Linked DNA regions of Mus musculus: region 1 is linked to region 2. Evidence: chromatin loops called from intact Hi-C (ENCODE). Cell type or tissue: heart. All regions are shown on one strand. Links, peaks and the distances in the headings refer to the core of each region. The heading gives the core; the rest is flanking DNA.

The links. A loop is a pair of places that touch in the nucleus more often than their neighbours do. Peaks named below come from ENCODE experiments on the same cell type or tissue, not always from the same donor. Only the 100,000 strongest peaks of a DNase experiment are listed, where the experiment ranks them.
Region 1: a loop joins it to region 2, with 4 times the contacts of the local background. A loop is called at or near these places in 11 of 42 quality-filtered maps.

The regions. Positions count from the first base shown.
Region 1 is chr13:54,616,351-54,625,687 of GRCm38, forward strand. It overlaps Faf2 (Fas associated factor family member 2), which reads left to right and starts at 5,434. Exons shown (of 11, transcript NM_178397.3): 1 at 5,434-5,553. The coding sequence starts at 5,491. In heart, for the core only: CTCF peaks have their summits at 849 and 5,332 (motif pointing left); a DNase peak (open chromatin) is centred at 5,411; H3K4me3 peaks cover 2,361 bases; H3K27ac peaks cover 1,746 bases.
Region 2 is chr13:54,681,337-54,690,673 of GRCm38, forward strand. Rnf44 (ring finger protein 44) reads right to left here and starts at 6,472. Exons shown (of 11, transcript NM_001146026.1): 1 at 6,158-6,472; 2 at 3,002-3,152; 3 at 2,625-2,739; 4 at 2,259-2,426; 5 at 1,707-1,883; 6 at 1,453-1,614; 7 at 1,244-1,365; 8 at 991-1,078; 9 at 777-898; 10 at 598-697; 11 at 1-475. The coding sequence starts at 3,108. The coding sequence ends at 413. In heart, for the core only: a CTCF peak has its summit at 4,040 (motif pointing left); DNase peaks (open chromatin) are centred at 5,385, 5,905, 6,455, 6,845 and 2 weaker places; H3K4me3 peaks cover 4,031 bases; H3K27ac peaks cover 3,212 bases.

The DNA of each region.
Region 1 (9,337 bases), core at 815-8,814, 65 kb before region 2:
GATTAAAGGTGTGCGCCACCACCGCCCGGCAAGTCCACAGTTATAATCCCAGCACAAATTGAAGACCAGCTTAGACTGAATGGTGTGACCTTGTCTTAAAAGCAAAGCAATGAAAATGTACAAATGGCCAGCAGTCACGTGAAAAGCATCATTAGTCATCACAGAAATGCAAATCCAAGCCTCAGATAGCATTTCACACTCTTAACGGTAGCACAGACTTTTTTTTTTTCTCAAAGGGAGAAGTGTTAACAAGGTCACTGAAAACTTGGATCCACTACAGACTGTAGAATGTAAAAATTTAGCTGCTGTTTCTTCAAAAAATTAAAAATAGAATCACCAGATGACCCAGCAACTTGAATCCCCGGGTCTATCTACACAAGAATCAAAACAGCTATTCAAAACAAAGTTTCTATACAAATATTCACAGCAGGGTTGTTAAATGACAGTCATCGACAGTAAGCAAGGCATGGTGGGACACACCTGCAAGGCCAGCTCTTGGAGCTCGGAGGCAGCAGGATCAGGAGCTTGGAGATAGGTTGGTTTATAATAGCAAAGACCCTGTCTCAGAAAAGAAAAAACAAACAAACAAAACACAACACGACAAAATAATCTAAATATGAAAAATTCAAATGTCCATTAGCCGATTAACGAGTGAAAACTGCGGTCACTCAAGAAAGTACAGCATGATTCAGTCATAAAAAGTATGACATACGCTTCAACATAATTGAGCTTTGAGAGCATTACTGCAAGTGAAAGAAGCTAGCCACAAAGGCAGGGTGTTACATGATCCCACTTACAGCAGACATCTAGAATAATGAACGCATAGGACACAGTGTAAGTTCATGTCTCCTAGTGGTTAAGGAGGTGAATAACTTGCGGATAGATGGTTTATAGCCAGGATGACTAGACAGTAGATGCTCTAACTTGGTTGGTGTCAAACAACACCATGTAACAAACACCATGGCCAAACGAAGCTTAGAGGAGGAAAGGGTGCTGGTGGCCAGCCCAGTATCCAGGTAGACTGAGGTAGGCAGCCATGAGTGGCTTTAGTGGTGATCAGAGCCAGAACTGTTTTGCCTTTGGCAATTCTGATTTTAACTCCTTGCCTTTCTGTAGACAAAAGCTGCTGGCTTCTGGTAATTTGATTCCCACTGATGGCAGCAGGGAATTTAAGAAAAAGGCTTAGTTTCTCTCTGGTTCTAGGGCCCCTTACTGGCCAGGTGAGAGACTTGTAGTTAACTCTTCAGGAGCCAGAGAGAAAAGAAAAAAAAAAAAAAAAAAGGCAAGAATTCAAGAACACACACAGACACACAGAGATACACACACTTTGGCCAGGCTTGACCTCCTATTTCAACAATTCCTCAAGTGTTCATGCATGCATACACACACACACACACACACACACACACACACACACACACCTATACAGGTATGTATGTATGTACGTACATGTAGACAAACAGACATATGCATATATATCTTTGATGGATGGAGCAGAGCACCCAAAGCAAAAGCCACACTTTATTTCTTCTCTCAGCCTTTTTATTCCTTCTTAGACAAAGCTTCTTTATAAAATTACCTCACAGGTAAAATGTTACACTAAAGGGGAGTCACAGAAGGATGTCAATAGGAAGTTCAAAGCAGTGTCTCATTCTATAAGCTCATTTTAAGTTCAAAGCAACAGTTTCACCTGGCCTTGCTTTATCACAGTGCACACCTGTGGCTTCATCCTTGGACCTGACCTAGAAAGAACATTTTCCTTGATGACAAATTGGTTTCCAAGACTGCTTTCTTACCCTAGTACAACTAGCTTGTGACATGTGAAGGTGTATAGAGCTCTGTTTGTAGCTTTATTCTGCAATAAAGAGAGTATTTGTATCAATTTAAGAGTTCTATAAAAATCATTATCAGAAATTGTGAAATCGCTGGGCAGTGGTGGTGCATGTCTTTAATCCCAGCACTTGTGAGTCAGAGGCAGGTGGATTTCTGAGTTTGATGCCAGCTTGGTCTACAGAGTGAGTTCCAGGACAGCCAGGGCTACACAGAGAAACCCTGTCTTGAAAAACAAAAACAAAACCAAAAAAAAAAAATTGTGAAATCATCAATTTGTCTATACAGCATAATTACATGAGCTTGCATCTTCTTGTAGGTCTGCAGAAAATTTACCCAATAGGGTGGTCAGGTGCCTAGGAATCACTAGGTTATGCAACAGTTACAGAAATGGCAGCAAGAAGCAAGAAGGGTGAAGTCTCTGGTGCCCTTGCATCTCAGAGCTCACCCACCACAGCCTTGTAAAATGGTGGGCCATCTCCAGAAAACTCACTTGCTTGCCTTAGATTTTTCTAGATGGCTTCTGTCAAAAAGATTCCCTTCAGCTCATAGGTTATGATCCATGATTAAGGGAAGTTGGGGCAAGAACTCAGAGGGATCTTGAAGGATGAACACTGCTTGCTGATTGGTTTTCTTATACAGCTTGGGAACAACCACAGTGTGCTGGGCACTCTTTCATCCATTACCTACCAAGACAGTTTTCCCCGGACACACCCACAGGCCAGTCTGACCTGGGCAATCCTTCAGTTGAAATTCCCTTTTTAAAGTGACTCTGGGCTGTATCAAATTGACAATGGAAGCTAAATAAGACAGTAGAGGTGATTGGGTATCCATCTGGTAAACTTGGAGTTTGCACAGTATAAAATGGGCAAAATGGCCTGGAACTTGAGGCTTTCGTGGTCTCTTTCTCCTTGGTCTCCTTCATGCACATGAAACTGCCTGGGGCTATGACAGAACAGTAGGTACCATAAAGGACTCAGAAAGGTTGGGTATTATTCTTACAGGCCAAACCTAGAGAATGACTGTAGATCAGAGAGATCTAAATAAGGCAGTCCCACCATCCCACGACACTGGGTTCAACATCACTCTTTTGATATAAATGACTGTTATAAGTGATGGAGTCTTTATCTTTTCAATAGACCTTTCTAGGGCTGGAGAGATGGCTCAGCGGTTAAGAACACTGACTGCTCTTCCAGAGGCCCTGAGTTCAATTCCCAGCAACCACATGGTGGCTTACAACCATCTGTAATGGGATCTGACACCCTCTTCTGGTGTGTCTGAAGATAGCTACATGTACTCATCATATATATAAAATACATAAAATCTTTTTTTTAAAAAATAGACCTTCCTGGTGTATTTTTAATGTATTTCTTTCTTTCTTTCTTTCTTTCTTTCTTCTTCTTCTTCTTCTTCTTCTTCTTCTTCTTCTTCCTTCTTCTTCTTCTTCTCCTCCTCCTCCTCCTCCTTCTTCTTCTCCTCCTCCTCCTCCTCTCTTCCTCCTCCTCCTCCTCCTCCTCCTCCTCCTCTTCCTCCTTCTCCTTCTTCTCCCTATGAGACAGGTTCCTTTGTTTAGCCCTGGCTGTCCTGGAACTCACTGCATAGCCCAGGCTGGCCTCAAACTCAGCGATTCACCTGCCTCTGCCTCCTGAGTGCTCAGAGTTAAAGTTTGTACCCCCCACCTCCAGGCATTTTTTTATCTTTTAATAGATTTATTCTTTTTTATTTTTTAGATACATGAGTATTTGCCTGTGAGTATGTCTGTGCACCGCATGTGTGTCTGGGGGGCCTCAGCGGCCAGACGTGGTGTCGGATCCCCTGAAGGTGGAACTCCAGATGATTGTGATCCACCATGCAGGTGCCAGGAATGAAATCCAGGTCCCCTGCAAGAGCAATGAGTCCTTTAAATCACAGAGTCATTTAGTGTTTGCGTAGCTCCTGGATCCTAGAACCAATTTGCATTCATTACTAACTGTCCCCAGTTGTCCTCAGAGCTCCTCTAAACTCACCCCTGGCTATCCTGGAACTCACTCTGTAGACCAGGTTGGCCTCGAACTAAGAAATCTGCCTGCTTCTGCCTCCCAAGTGCTGGGATTAAAGGCGTGTGCCACCACCGCCTGGCAAACTTTTTTATTTTAAGTGCATTGTTGTTTTCCCTGCACCTATGAATGTCTGGAACTGGAGTTTTAGACTTTTTCGAGCTGCCATGTTGGTGCTGGGAACTGAACTTAAGTCCTCTGGAAGAATAGACAATGCTCTTAACTGCTGAGCCATCTCTCCAGTGCTAGAATTTTGTTTTGTTTTTGAGACTGGGTTTCCCCTGTGTAGCCCTGGCTGTTCTGGAACTTGATTTGTAGACCAGGCTGACCTGGAACTCAGGGATCCACCTGCCTCTACCAACTGAGTACTGGGATTAAAGGTATGTGCTGCCATGCCCTGCTATATACAGACTTTTTTTTTTTTTTTTGTCCACTCATCTACTGGTAGACACTTAGGCTGAGTCTATGATTTATTGTGCATATCAGTAAGTATGTGAATTACAGGTATGTCTATAGTAAACTGACTTTGACTCTTGGAAGTGTGCACCAGAACTGGTGTAGCTGGGTTGTATAACAGTTCTAACTAATTGTGAGGGGAGTCTTTATTCTGATTTCTGTAATGGATGAACTAATAATTTAGTTTCCCATCAGCAGAACATCACTTCTCCCTAGTATGGCTGCTATTAAAAAATTGCTCGTGTGGCTCACGTTTTTATTGGACAATATTAGGCTAAGAAGGGCCTAAAGGTTAGGAATAAAATGCACTCGGGGTGTGTGTGTGTGTGTGTGTGTGTGTGTGTGTTGTTCCTTTGATTGTTGTCGTTTTGACACACGGTCTCATTATGTAGTGCAGGTTGCTCTTGAGTTCAAGATCTTCAAGTCTTGGCCACCGCAGTGTGCCCAGGAAAAGGCAAAGGAGGAATGGGCAGGCTTTAAGTCAATCGCGTTCAACCAAAAGTAACAGAGTCTAGGTGGCTTGCTCCAGGATACCCTTCGTATGCAAGGAATCATACACACTTAAAGTCAAGTTTCCTTGACTCAGACCAACTATCTTATCTTTGGTCTGTCAAAGGGATGAAGGGCGAGTGGCCTGGGCATGAGGTTGGACGAGGTACAGAGCTGAGTGTCTGGGAAGCACCATTAACCTGGTTACAGACACTCCTAGCAAGAGACAACAAAGCCTCACCACTGTTTCCCCTAATAAGGCAGACCAACTTTATGAAAGGATTAAGTATCAAACTGGCGCTATTTCGTGAAAGCAATCGTTTCCTGAGAAATCTTCAAGAATATCGTAGATAATTTAAAAAAACGGTTAAGGAGCAGCCAAATTGCGGGACTCTCTCGAGCTCCTGGAGGTACACTGACCCTCTGGGGTCTGTCATCTTTTCATCAATTTTAGATCTTTGGGAGATAGATCGGCAGGGTCCTGAATTGTTCGGCCTAGACACGCGAACGTCGCCCTCTGGTGGCGAGATTCGGAAGGGGGCGGGGAGGGTGCCCGCGAGTTAGCGCGCGCAGACGCAGTTGAGTCCCGGCGGCGGTTCAGGCCGGAAGTGGTTACACCTGAGATCACTTCCGGCGGGTGACGGTGCGGACGGGTCAGGAGCGTAGAGGCGGCGGCAAAATGGCGGCGCCTGAGGAGCAGGATCTAACTCAGGAGCAGACCGAGAAGCTGCTGCAGTTTCAGGTAGCAGCGAGTTCTCGGTGCAGCCCAGGCCGCCGCGGGATGGGGAGTGGGACCCTAGAGGAGCGCAAAACCATCCTCAGGTTGGGGTTGGGACCAGTTTCAAACCCGCAGGCGGCCCCCTCCCCCCCAGACGCCAACTGCCCGGATTTCCCCGGCGCCCAACCTCTGTGGGTCCTCAGCCTTCCAGCCACCTCTGCTAGCCGGGCTCGACCACAGTGGGTCAGCTGCCTTGATTTCCCGTAGCGTCGCTGGTCTGCAATCCTTGCCGGCCTGATTAACCCGCCAGACCCTCTCCGCCCATCGATTGGTGGGGATGTGCTAGAGATAACTCAGATCCCCAATCGCAGAGTTGGCATCAGCTTGCAGGGCTGGACCGCAGACCACCACCATCCCATGTTATTCACCGACGCTTGCTGGGGGTCTCTCGGTGGTCCCTAGGGCTCGTGTTGGGTGGTTGTAGTGGGGAAAAGAAGCGCCCACACACAGACCTGGCACCTGCCCTAGAAATGTGGGAGGACGCCTCTGGAGGAAACAATGTAACATGAAGTATCATCGAAGGCCTCTGACTGGATTTGTTGCCCTTCGGCTTGCTCCTGAACGGCTGACTCTGCTTGAGGAGGGTGGCAACCTGCAGGACCCGCCCCATTAAGTGGATGTTTCTGGTTTTGTTTTGTTTTGTTTTAAAAAAAAAAAGGCTCTAAGCACTTTAATCAGGTGGAGGGTCTGGTGGGAGGATGCCACCCGGGTGGTGGTAACCATGGCATTAGCCGTATCCTTAGTTCTTACATATAACTTCAAAATGTCTATTCCCTTGCGGATGTTTTAGGAGGTAAACTGAGTTTATGGGTGTTACACGGTATTTAGAAGACTTTGGGGCCGGGCAGTGGTGGCGCACGCCTTTAATCCCAGTACTCGGGAGGCAGAGGCAGGGGGATTTCTGAGTTCGAGGCCAGCCTGGTCTACAGAGTGAGTTCCAGGACAGCCAGGGCTACACAGAGAAACCCTGTCTCGAAAAAACAAAAAACAAAAAAAAAAAAAACAAAAAAAAAAAAAGAAGAAGAAGACAACTTTGTAAACTGTAAAATGTGCCTAAACAGTTGTTACTATTAATAATCATTTTCCAGATAAATTGAAGTCAATAGAACTCATTTTCTAATAGGAAATGTGCTAAATATTGATTTTTTTTAGCACTTTTTATGCTAAGCCTTAATGCCAGACACCGCCCACTAAATATTTGTGATGTCGTGAGAACTTGACTAAAGCATGTTAGCTTTTTGAATGCACAGCCCTAAAGGGTCCATACTGTAACAGGCCCTGTCTTACAGATGGCTATGAATTGTAAGAAGTAGCATCAGTGGGTGTGGCCTGAGACTATAATCTCAGTTTTGCTGAGTTTGAGGCCAGCCTTTTCCAAACAAAAAGGGAACGGCTTACTTAGGTTACTCAGCTATTAAATTGGTGGTGTCCATTTAAAGCATGGCCTTCCCAGGGCCTTCCCTGGGCTTCTAGTGCCTCTGCTGTACCGTCTTAAGAGTCGGGTGTTACCGCTGAGATGTTTGTGTGTGTGCGCATGCATGTTTAATCGATGTGGTGGATGTGTCTGAGTGGTAAATTGCTCATGTAGGCTTAGCATAGAGAAATTGATGACACCAGATTAGCATTAAAGAATGAATAAACAGACAGCTTTCACTGCTTTGTAGAGCGTTTCTTTCAGGGTTTTATTGGGCAGACTATACTTTGTAGCTCTTAGTGTTAAGCCACCTGTGAAATGAGGGTAAACTGTGATACACTTAGAAGTTTGTGAGTGCAACTATATGGGAGTTTAAAGTGCCTAAGGATCTCCTTGTTTTCCATGGACATCAGAAGAAGAGTGGCTAGCATGGTCAGTCACACTGAGGTCAGATTAGTTAGCTTAGTGTCAAGTTTTACCAAGTTGACTATATTGAAAAAATGCATTTTGTGTTTTTATGTTCTGTAAACAAGCCTGGGGTCAACATCTCAGACTCTGTTAGACAATGTTTGACATGTACAAATGTCAAGCATTATAACCTTAAACTTCTTTAGGAGACTATAGTTAACTTCCATTCTTTATACTGAAGAAAACAGATATGAGAGGTCAGATAATTCACACAAATAGTGCCGTACATATATTTACAAGTCCACATTTGTAAGCATCTTGTTCGTATCCTAATGTTGAAGCCAGGGTATGTAACATGAATAATGAGAGTGCCAGGAAGCTCTTTGGGGGGTCTGTGTGTGTGTGTGTCCATTTGTCCGTCCATCTAACCATCCATCTTTGTCTTTGCTATTGGAGTTTAGGGAAGGGACAACTTGTTGATGTTGAAGGAGGGAAGAAAGGTAGCTTAGTTTGTTACCTCTCTGCCTTAAGTACAATGTTAGATCATTTATGACCAGTATGCATAACCCACACACTTTACAAAGTACAAATGGTGCTATGTCTGCTGTGGTATCTGGTGAGGAAACAGATTCCTTGATTTATTTGCTAAGGATACTGAAGCTATTAGTGGAATTCTAGTGGGTCTAGCTCTGGCCTGAAAGGCTGAGTGAGCTCTTAGCACAATGCCTTGCAACTTTGAAGGAGGAATAGGATTTCAGCAGATGGTGGGCAGGAGAGTATTGAAAGCTGAGAAAATGAGTTGCTCACATATGGTGATGGGAAAGAGTGTGGCTGTGGCTGTCGTAATAAATAGAGACTTGGGAGTGAGAAAGTAAACGAGTCAGATTCCAGAGACCTGTCAATACTGTGCTGGCTTGTATAGGCACAGACAGGAGAGGTTTAACACAGGAGTAACAACACCAGGTTTGGGGTTTGCTACTCTTGCAATATGGGGTATGTGCTTAGACTCTCTGTGGGTATCAGAATAAGGTGGCCCAGTTAGTCCTCAGTGTGTGTCCACATTTTATGTATCACAGTTGAGCTAGGTGTGGTTGCTCACACCAGTGCCAGCACTTTAGAGGTTTAATTCAGAGGATTTCTGTAGGTTCAAAGACAGTCTGGGCTATATAGTGAGTTTCAGGTTACCCTACAGGATGAGACTCTGTCTGAATAAGCCTAAATGAATCTGTTAGTAAAAGTAAAGCATTTCAGGAAGTCTGAGATTTGTTTCTTTATGTGACATATTTTGGGTTAGAATTCTCTAAGGCATACTAATCGTGTTTCTCAGTCCATTTGATGTTTCCAAGCTCCTTTTGTGTGTATGTGTAACTCATGGCTCTGGCTTGCTTTGGAACCAGATGAGTAGAATAATGTAGACATTATGTTTTGAGCTATTTCTACTGGAAAACAATAGGTGTATAGATTTAAAGAAGAGCTGATGTAAGTATGTGGAAAGTTACTTTTATTGGAATCAGTGTCCCTGAATTTCCAAATATGTGTAGATTTCTCCCATGCTTTGGTTCACTGCCTCTGGGCTGGTGGTTTACCACCATGGCAGGAATGGCATGGTCAGAGAGAAAGGAGCAGATGTCCTATGTTCCATAGGAGGAAATGACCTCTTTCTGCTTGCACAGAAATAAGACATTTACCCCTTTCTTTGTTTAGTTAAAAATGTATTGTATTTACTTAAATTGTGAGGGTCTGGGGCACACATGGCATGACACATACATCACATTCAAATAAACTTGTGAGATGAGGCCTGATCCTTCTGAGCAGTGAACTTGGGTCATCAGGCTCCTCGGGAAGCGCCTTCATCCGCTGAGCCATCTTGTCATTCCTGTTAGTTCATGAGACAGAATTTCGCTGGGTAGCCCATGTGGGCCAGGC
Region 2 (9,337 bases), core at 904-8,903:
CATTTCAGTACAGGAGACCAGTTGACCCAGGGTGGCTATTCCTTTGTCCGTCTGGGGTCTGGGGAAATCACACCAGCCACCACACTTGGGGAATGGACTCCTGCCTCCCAGAGCCAGCAGGAAGAAGGACCCAGGGGCAGATAAGAAGCAGACTGAGTTGGGGAAACTCAGGCAGCTCCGTGGCGGGCAGGCAGGCAGGCAGGCAGACTGGGGAAGGAGTCTTTGGAGCTTGGCAATGCAGGGGCTTATTGCAGGGGCTTCTCCAGACTGACCCTGGCACCAGCTCTGGAGTGGCAGGTGGGAACGCTGACAGGCCTGGCCCCGCCCTCACAGTCCTCCCCGGGCCACGCCCTGCTCCCCCCCACCCAATTCCGGAGCTTTGGGCAGGGATCTCGTGGGTGGCTGTGGAGCCTCACTCGGCCTCCCTGGGCACCTCGGAGGCATCCGCCCGGCAAATGGGACAGGTCCGGTTGGCCTGGGAGAACACCCACACATCAGACCCCATTGCGTGACCTCCCCTCCCCCACCTATCTGACTTGGAGAAAATCTCCACTCCTGCCCCTAGAGACACCCAGGAGCCGGCTCAGGCCACCTTACCTTCAACCACTTGTCAACACACTTGGCATGGAACTCGTGGTTGCAGGGGAGGACTCGGAGCAGTTGCCGCACCTCGAAGTCACTGAAGCAGACCACACACCTGAGGAGGGGCACAGTGTCAGCACAGTGACAGCTGAGGCAGCGGAGGGCCCTCCCTGGGCTTCCAGGGTGACACTCACAGAGTCTGCTCAGACTGATGGCTGTCAGGGTTAAAGCGATACGACGGCAGTTGTTCGATGTCTGCTTTGGTGAGGCCCCGGGGCTTGGCGTCTCCCAGCCGCTCAGCCAGGTTCAGGAGAGCCTACAACCAGGCAAGGGAGGTCAGCAGCGCCTGAGGTTATAGGTTTACCACCTCACCCCTTCCTGGCCCAGCCCAGCCCGGGCTCCACAGACCTCATAGTTCTCCATCTCTACGTCATCCACGTCCAGGTCCAAGCTGATGGTGGGGCCCACGGTGGTCGGTGACATTGGCAGCATTGAACTAGACAGGGAGGGAGGCCCAGAATGCAGGTCAGTGGAGGCAGAACAAAGTGACCCTCACTCCTCCATGTACACAGTTCATACTCAGGATCTGGGGCTACCAGAACTGTGGAGGCCCCCAGAGAACAAGGCCTAATGGCACTAGGGCAGTTATGCTGGCACTTACAGGAAGTAGGGTAGGAAGCTTGGGTAGTAAGATGGTGGCGGCGGCGGTGGGGGTGGTGGCAGCGGCTGTTGCAGGCGGTATCTCTGTGTGCTCAGTCTTCGTGGCATCATGTGGGAATATGGCTGCACACAGGGAACCAAGCGCAGGTCAACTGGCAGGCCCACCTGCCCACTGCCCAAGCTTGGCTTCAGATAGGGACGGCCACTCACCACACCAAAGGACAGCTCCTGGTGCAGTGGATCATGGGGTAGGTAGTGAAGGGGCACTGAGGGCGACAAGGCTGGGCCAGTGGCAGAGGTGGAGTAAGTGAAGCTACCCAAGGGGTGCTGGTCTCCTCGAAGGTCCATCTCGTTATCCAGCCGCTGCAGGGGCTAAGTGAGGAAAGGCCAGTCAGCCAGCTGGTTATAACAAGCTCAGGTCTTCCTACTCTGCACTCCCCTCCCCCTCCAGTTCCCACACTTACCATACGTGGGTGCTGGGTCTGCAGGGACACAAACTGCCCAAGCGGTGCCATGTGGGTAGGCTGGGGCGGTGGGGCTGGCGGTGGTGGGTGAAGGATGTAGTGGTCACTGGAGATGAGGTGGGGGTAGGTGTGGTAGGGCCCAGGGAGCTGCTGCATGGTGCACGCCTGGATCAGCTGCTGAGAGAGGTAGAGAAGCTGGGCCTATGCTTGCCACGCAGGCCAGGGACCACCTTCCAGCTACAGGTTCCTATGCATGCCTAGCCCTGGGCCTCCAGCAGCTCAGTCCCACCACCACTGCAGCATCTCTGCCACTGCCACTGCCACTGCCACTGCATGCAGCAGGCTCTTTGGTACAGATAGTCCCTCAACTCCAAACTGCCTTGCACCTGGGTGGAAGCCCACAGGCACATGTTGCTCTGGAAGGGGCCAGGGCAGGCGGCCAAGTTAGTATACTGCCCAAGCATCTGGTTCAGTTCCCAAGGGTGCCTGTGACTACATCTGCTGGAATGGACAGTGTGGCTTGTACCTGGGTGGAAGAAGTCATTCACTCACCGGAGGTGGGAGGCAGCAGAGGGGGTAGTGCTGCCCACTGAACATCACGGAGCATGCTGGGAGCTGCTGGGCACTGCAGCCAGGGATGTGTTGGCTTGTAGGCAAAGGGAAGCCTTGGGTTGTCACTGTGGTGACCGTGTAGGACAGAGGGACAGGTCCCTGGTGCACCTGTGGAGAGAGCAGCAGAGAACTGGAGGGAGGAAACCTGGGGAAGACCCTTCCCCTTTCTGGAACCCAATTTCTCCATCCACATCATGGGATAACATATGCTAAGTATGGCAAAACACTCATTTCTGCTGCCTCTACTCCTTAGACTAGTTTGGTAGAAATAAGTTGGGGGGCAGGGGGTGAGGTAGTTGTACTTACTTGTTCGTGGAGATCAACCATGAACGGGCTCTGCTGGGTGGCTGGGTGCAGCATTCGGGGGCTCCTGCCGGCAGGAGCTGAGGCTCGGTGCTCCTCTACAGAGAGGTTTGATGGTCTGGGCAGCAGCTGCTGGGAGGGTAAGCGCTCATCCTGGGCAGGTGGGCTGACCAGGGGCCCCTCGTGGCCAAGGCTGTACCACACAGAGGAGCCCCAACAGGATAGAGGGGCACCACTCATTTATAATTCATGGAGAGAAGCCAGGGTAATGACCCACACTAGGAAGCCAAGTAGCTCAGGGCCCTGGGGCCCACCCCTCTGCCCTTGAACCCAAGCCAAGCTGGCTGCCCTTGAATTAAGAGATAGAGACTTCTTCCTACCTTCCCCAGAGCTGGCCTGGACTGCTGCTAAGCCTTGTAGAGACTCGCCAGTGACCCACAGGGGCAGAAGGTGGCCACTTAGTCACTGCCAAAGTCCATGGTCTCATCAGGAGGGCAGGGAGGTGGAGGGGCTGTGCCGGGGCTCACAACCCTAGGAGGTAATTAGAGAAAGATGTGGGGGAATAGAAAAAGACAGTTGCTTGTATAATTAGTACCTGGGAAACCAACAAAACCTGGACAGGTCCTCTGAAGCCAGGGGTCCAACACTGACAAGCTAGTCTTAGTTTCCTATTCTGTGAAATGGGGTCAAATCTCCTTAGAATATGAAAAATTCAGAGGCCAGACCAGTATGCTTCAGGGCCAGCTGGCCTGAGGAGGCTCAGGCTGGAGTAAGCTCCTCCTCTGCCTCATGACAAAGGCTAAATCTTGAGCCCCAGGCAGCTGGGACTTTTGGGGAGCTTTAGGCTCCCCTTTCATGTGGCTGGCTGAAGAGGAACTCCAGAGAGACCTGGGACTCAACTCCCCTCTAGATAAGTGCTAGGTAAGATAGTCTGACCTGCTTCCCAGCCTTGGAACTTGTTCTCTCTCCCGAGCCCTCCCCTCCAGTGCCCACTCGGGTGTGACCCCACAACTAAGGAAAGCTTTTAGCAGGCTTGGGAGAACAGACTCACTGTCCCAGGTTCCACATGTCAAAGCTAGGAAATGGGTGGCTTCAAGCCTGTCTCTACAGCCTGGTGCTCACAGAGGAGGGTATCTCAAGGCTCCACAGAGACTAGGAAGAAGCTTTCAGCTGGCAGCATGCACGGCCTGGTACACACCCATGTCTTGTAACCCCAGAGCAGGTCCAACCTCAGGCTTCTGCAACTAACTCAGTCAGGATGAAGCCTTGGCAAGGAACACGCTGAAACCCATCAGGCCCTGCAACACTGAAGAGTGTATCACACTGGACTAGCCAGCCTTGTGCCACAAGGTGGTCTTTTCACTCTTTCTCAGCCAACAAACCTATGGTCATCTGATGTCCAGTTTCAAATGCTGCCCCCTGCTGACACAGCAAGGGAGGGCAGTTCCAGTTAAGCACCTCAGCTGGTCCTGCAAAGGTCAGAACCATTTCCTCTACCCAGGACTCGCCAAGTTTGGGCCCCAATTCTCCAAGTCTGCAGGGAAGAATGCTTCCTCCACATTCCCCAACAGTGCCTGGCCTCAGCCACAGACCTGGGGTATACCAGCTGGATTCACTGCTGTTACTGACCGGCTCAGGCACTCAGCAGGAGTGGGATTCAACTGAAGAAGCCTCAATGACAGGGTGTTGTCAGAGTAAACAATGGGAGGTTATAATCACTCCCCCCAAATCTTAGTCTCTGAAATGAGGCTAAAGCATACAGGAATGGATGGATGGATGGACACACACACACACACACACACAACCCAACTGCATTTGCTCTCCCTCCTCAGTCAGAAAATGGGCCTTCTCTCCAAGATACCCTGACACATAGGCCCCCACTTTTGAGATTCCAGGTCAGGGAAAACTCAAATACCTGAAACAAGATGCCTGGCCTATCCCAACCCAGCAGACAGAAGGACATCTAGTGGGAAGCAATGGAGCCAAAGGTAACAGCATCACCCCCAACTTCTTGCCAGGGTCTTAGGCCCATCACTTCCTCTCCTTGAACTTCAGATTCCTCCTCTGTAAAAATGGGAACCTAAGAACGATCTCTCAGGGACCCATCAAAGGCTACTTTAAAGGGAAGAGAAGAGGCAGCCTTAAGTGAAGGCCAGCTGTGGTGTGAATGGTTGGCCTCCTCCTGCACCCCTACCCTAGGTAGACACAAGTCCCTAAGCGCTAAAGGAGGCACGAGCATGGTGTCCAGCAGTGTACCTGAGGAACAGAAAGGTGGTTCTTTAACTCCTGCCAGAAACTAAAGTGGTAAAGAGGGGACACACCCATTTCAGTTACTGAAACCCCAAGGACTTGTTCTAGACCACGGGGAACACAATTGGTCCTCCTGGCTGGTTCCCTAGACCCAAAGCCCCAGTAGTCTCAATGACAGTGGTCGGAGGGAAAACTACAGAGTACTTCAGGAGCCACGTGTGAGATGTAGTATCTTTATGCGTGAGTAGTGTCCCAGAGACGCAAGAGTGACTGAGCTGGACCAATCAACACACTCAAGGTCAACCAGCACCACTGCTTTCCCACACCTCTCTTCACTGTACTGCTCTCTATCCATAAAGTTTGTGTAAACTCCCCTAAGTCTATCTCTTGTCCCCATGGGTCCACAACCCCGCCAGCCAAGTACAGAGTCCCAAGCACACATTCTAACCCTTGAGTAGAGTCGAATAGGGTCGGTTTGCAGAAAGATTCACTCCCTCTAGCAGACGAGCAGGCTTAGGTGGGAATACAAGTTCCCCTACCCTACATGCTCGCCGTACCTCCCTCTAAGTAGGAGCTTCCCAACTCCCACAAAGGCCGAGGAGGCGATTTAGGGCGGAACCACCACACCTTGGCCAGCTTAGACTCCCTGGGTGACCTTGGTTAAAGAACCCCTTTAGTTTCGGCTAAGCCTTATTAACAATAGAGACTGAAATCTCCCCAGGGCGCCCCTAAAAAAGCCACAGACAAGAAACTAGGTGTTCACATTATGGGGAAGGAAAACAAAGTCCCAGAGGATAAGGCTCCTCCCCAAAGCAGGCCGTGGGGCTCCAGCAGTTTTCCAAAGCTACCCCTCCTTGGGGATGGGACCGAAGCTCGTACACCTGTCTCAGGAGGGGCCTCCGTTGTTCCCCTTACTCCGTAATGCCGCACTCGGAGGAACACTGAGGGGAAAAGGCAGGCAGCACCGCTGGGGCTAGAGCGCTGTGACTTTAAGAGCCGAGGATCCCGGACCATGTGCTCGGCGTGAGACAAAAGCAACAACAAAGGAAGTGGCGGCTGCAGGGGGAGGGGTTGGCTCCTTCCCCTCCACCGCAGCGCTCTGCAAGGCAGAAGAGCGGCCCGGACTAGGTAGCCGCAGGCAGCACCTGGCCCGGGGGCCCCGCCGCCGTCTCCCACCACTCCCTCAGCCCGGGATCGACGCCTACGAGGCCGGCAAACAACGCGTCCCCGAGGGAGCCGTAGTTCCGGGGTGCGGGTCCGAAGTTAAGAGGCCCGGCCCGACTCACCGGCAGCCGTCCGACCACACGCGGGCTCCTTTGTTCGCGATGCGGGGTGCGGACGGTGAAGCGCCCGCTCCTTCGCGAGCCTGCTCTGTCTTCCGCCTCCCCAGCCCGGGCCCGAGAGAAGGGCGGCGCAGGACGCAGCTGTGCTCTCCGGCGGGCTGGCCCTTTAAGAACTGTCCGCGGCGGCCGGATGGAACCAGCCCCACGTTTTGATTCACAACATTCGGATCGGCGGGGGCGCGCAGCGCGGGAGGCGGCTCGCGGGGGCGCGCCAGGACGCGCAAGCAAACAGTAGCGGCAAGAGCGGACACCCGCCCCGCCCCGCAGGCCCCGCCCCGCAGGCCCCGCCCCGCGCCGCGCGTCGGCCAATCGCGTCCTGCGGGCGGCACGTGACTAGCGGGTCGCCATCTTGAAAGGCTGGCTAAAAAAGCCTCTTCGCCCCCACCTCATACTTCAAAGCCCACAAGGCCGAGTCGCAGGTGATGAGCGGTGCGAGCCCAGGTACGGGGACCGTGGCACGCACTAACAGGTCAAGGTTACCTTCTTAGGGCCGCGGCCTCTGTGGGGCACGCAGCCTCTCACGCAGCCGAGGTGAGAGGACCGCTCTTAGCTCGGCAAGCACACTTCCCGGAGATGACGTCACCACAAGCCCGGCAGGCCTGCGATGACCTCATAGCTCACCTCGCCTCTCTACTCGCTCGCTTTCTGTTCCGTTAGACGGCGCCTTTAAACAGCTGGGACAACCCAGGGCTGAAGAGACCAATGACTGAGGAGCCATGCAAATGATTTAACGTCTCCTGGGTAGGGGGATTGGTCTTGCGCGTGCTGACGTCACAGAAACATCTCGGCACCCCGCCCCTAGCGCGGCCCGGGAAAAGGGGTGGAGAGGCTCTAGTTCAGCTGAAGTGGGAAGAGTTGGGATCTCCTGAACCAGGCCCAGGGAGGTTTCTGCAGTTTAGTTCTCTAAGCTTCTCAACGACTGAGAGCCTAGGGATCAGGACAAGCAAGCCACTGTACCGGAAAGAAGAGTCACTCCTCCAGGACCGGCGGATCAATAGTTCGAGAACAGCCTGGTCTACATAGCTACAGAGACCTTGTCTTCAAAATACAAGCAACAAAAATATCACACACCCAGATAGTAACACAGCTGAGGCGAGAGAGGGGGCAGACGTCGGTGTCCCCTTAGGATGCCCCCCCCCCCCCCGGCCAGGCAAACATACAAAGTGGGGTATGGTGTGTCTGCATCGATTATATAAGCAGAACATCACCATTACCTAAAGCACTCATGTCTACTAGGCCGGTCTGTAGTAACTGGACTACTACAGAGTCCACCAACCCAGAACAGGATGTCAGTAGAAAATGGCAACATTTGTTAAACCTCTGTGGCTACAGATGGGTGACACTCTGTACTTTGTGGATGCATCCCATAATCCCAAATATTTAAAAAACAAACCAATTTACTAACAAGGTGTAACAATATTATCAATTTCAACTGAATATTGTATCAGCATACAGTGGGAAGTGATTTGGGAAAAGACACAGGAATTCTCATTAGGGTGCACCTGTTCAGGAGGGCAGATTTGTTTTTTGAGACAGGGTTTCTCTGTATAGCCCTGGCTGGCCTCAGAAATCCACCTGCCTCTGCCTCCCAAGTGCTGGGATTATGCCACCACTGCCCAGCAAGGAGGGCAGATTTTTAAATTTTTCTTTGTATTACTATTGTTTTTGTGTGCTTATAAACATAATCTCCTCTATCTCAGGCAGCCTCAACTCTTGATCCTCTTCCCAAGTGCTGAGATTACAGGCATTATACCACCACTCCTAGTTTAAATTTTTTTAATTTGGTAACTGTGTATTTGCTTTTAAAAATTCTAGACAGAGGGCTGGAGAGATGGCTCAGCGATTAAGAGCACTAGTTACTATTCCAGAGAACCAGGGTTCATTTCCCAGCACCCACAGGGCAGTTTACAACTGTCTGTAGCTCCAAGGAATCTGACACCCTCACACAGACATACATGCAGGCAAAACACCAATACACATAAAATTCTATTCAAAAAAATTCTAGCCGGGCGTGGTGGTGCACACCCTTAATCCCAGTACTTCGGAGGCAGAGGCAGATGGATTTCTGAGGCCAGCCTGGTCTACAAATTGAGTTCCAGGACAGCCAGGGCTATACACAGAAACCCTGTCTCAAAAAACAAACAAACAAAAAATTCTAGACAAAACTGGGTGTAGTGGCCGATGCCTTTAATCCCAGAAACTGGGAAAGGCAGGTGGCCTCTGAGTTAGAGGCCACCCTGATCTACAGACTGGACAGCTAGGGCTACACAGGAATCTTGTCTCAAAATACAAATTCTAGACAGTACAACCCACTGAATAAAATTGCCAAAACCTATAAAACAATATATCTTAGGCTTATTTTTAAAGGACTTTATCATTTTATGTATATGTATGAGGGTGTGTCTGCCTATATGTTTGTACAACTCACAGGCAATGCTTGTAAGGGCCAGAATATATCATTGGACCCCTGAGAACTAGAGTTAAAGACAGCTTAAATCAACTGATATAGATGCTTGGAATCGAACCCTGGTCCTCTGGAAAAGCAGCAAGTGCTCTTAACTGCTGAACTACCTCTCCAGTCCTTTAAGCCCAATTTTATGACATAAAAACTTTTCTCTTACAATGAAAATCTCTTCTCATGGAAAGTAGCCAATGGAAGAATCTAGAAGAAAACTGGGAGGGGGGGGTCCACCCTTTGGCTCAGAACACCCTTTAGCCAACTAACTGCACTGATGATACGCAGCCAACATGCTGAAGGCAAGGTGGTACAGGGGCAATGTGCGGAGATCTCTGAGCAACAGGACATCAAGGTAATGACGTAGTGGCACAGGCGATACTTGGGATGGCACTCTATTTCCCACGAATGCGCATGAACTTGGACACGCACAATGATGTTCTTTGTTGGCCCCTTATCAATTCTCCCGTTCCCTTCAACCTCATGTCCACCAATTACAAGCACCTAGAAATCCTGCCCATGTTCAAAGACACTTAAATCTGCCTGCCTGCTGCTGCTTCAGGAGGAGCCTGCAGGGGCTCCTCACTGCCACCAAGTGTGCACTGGCCCTGAGGTGCCTCTAATATGCTCACCCTGCCAATCTTCTGGGCTCACCTCTTCTAAGCCCT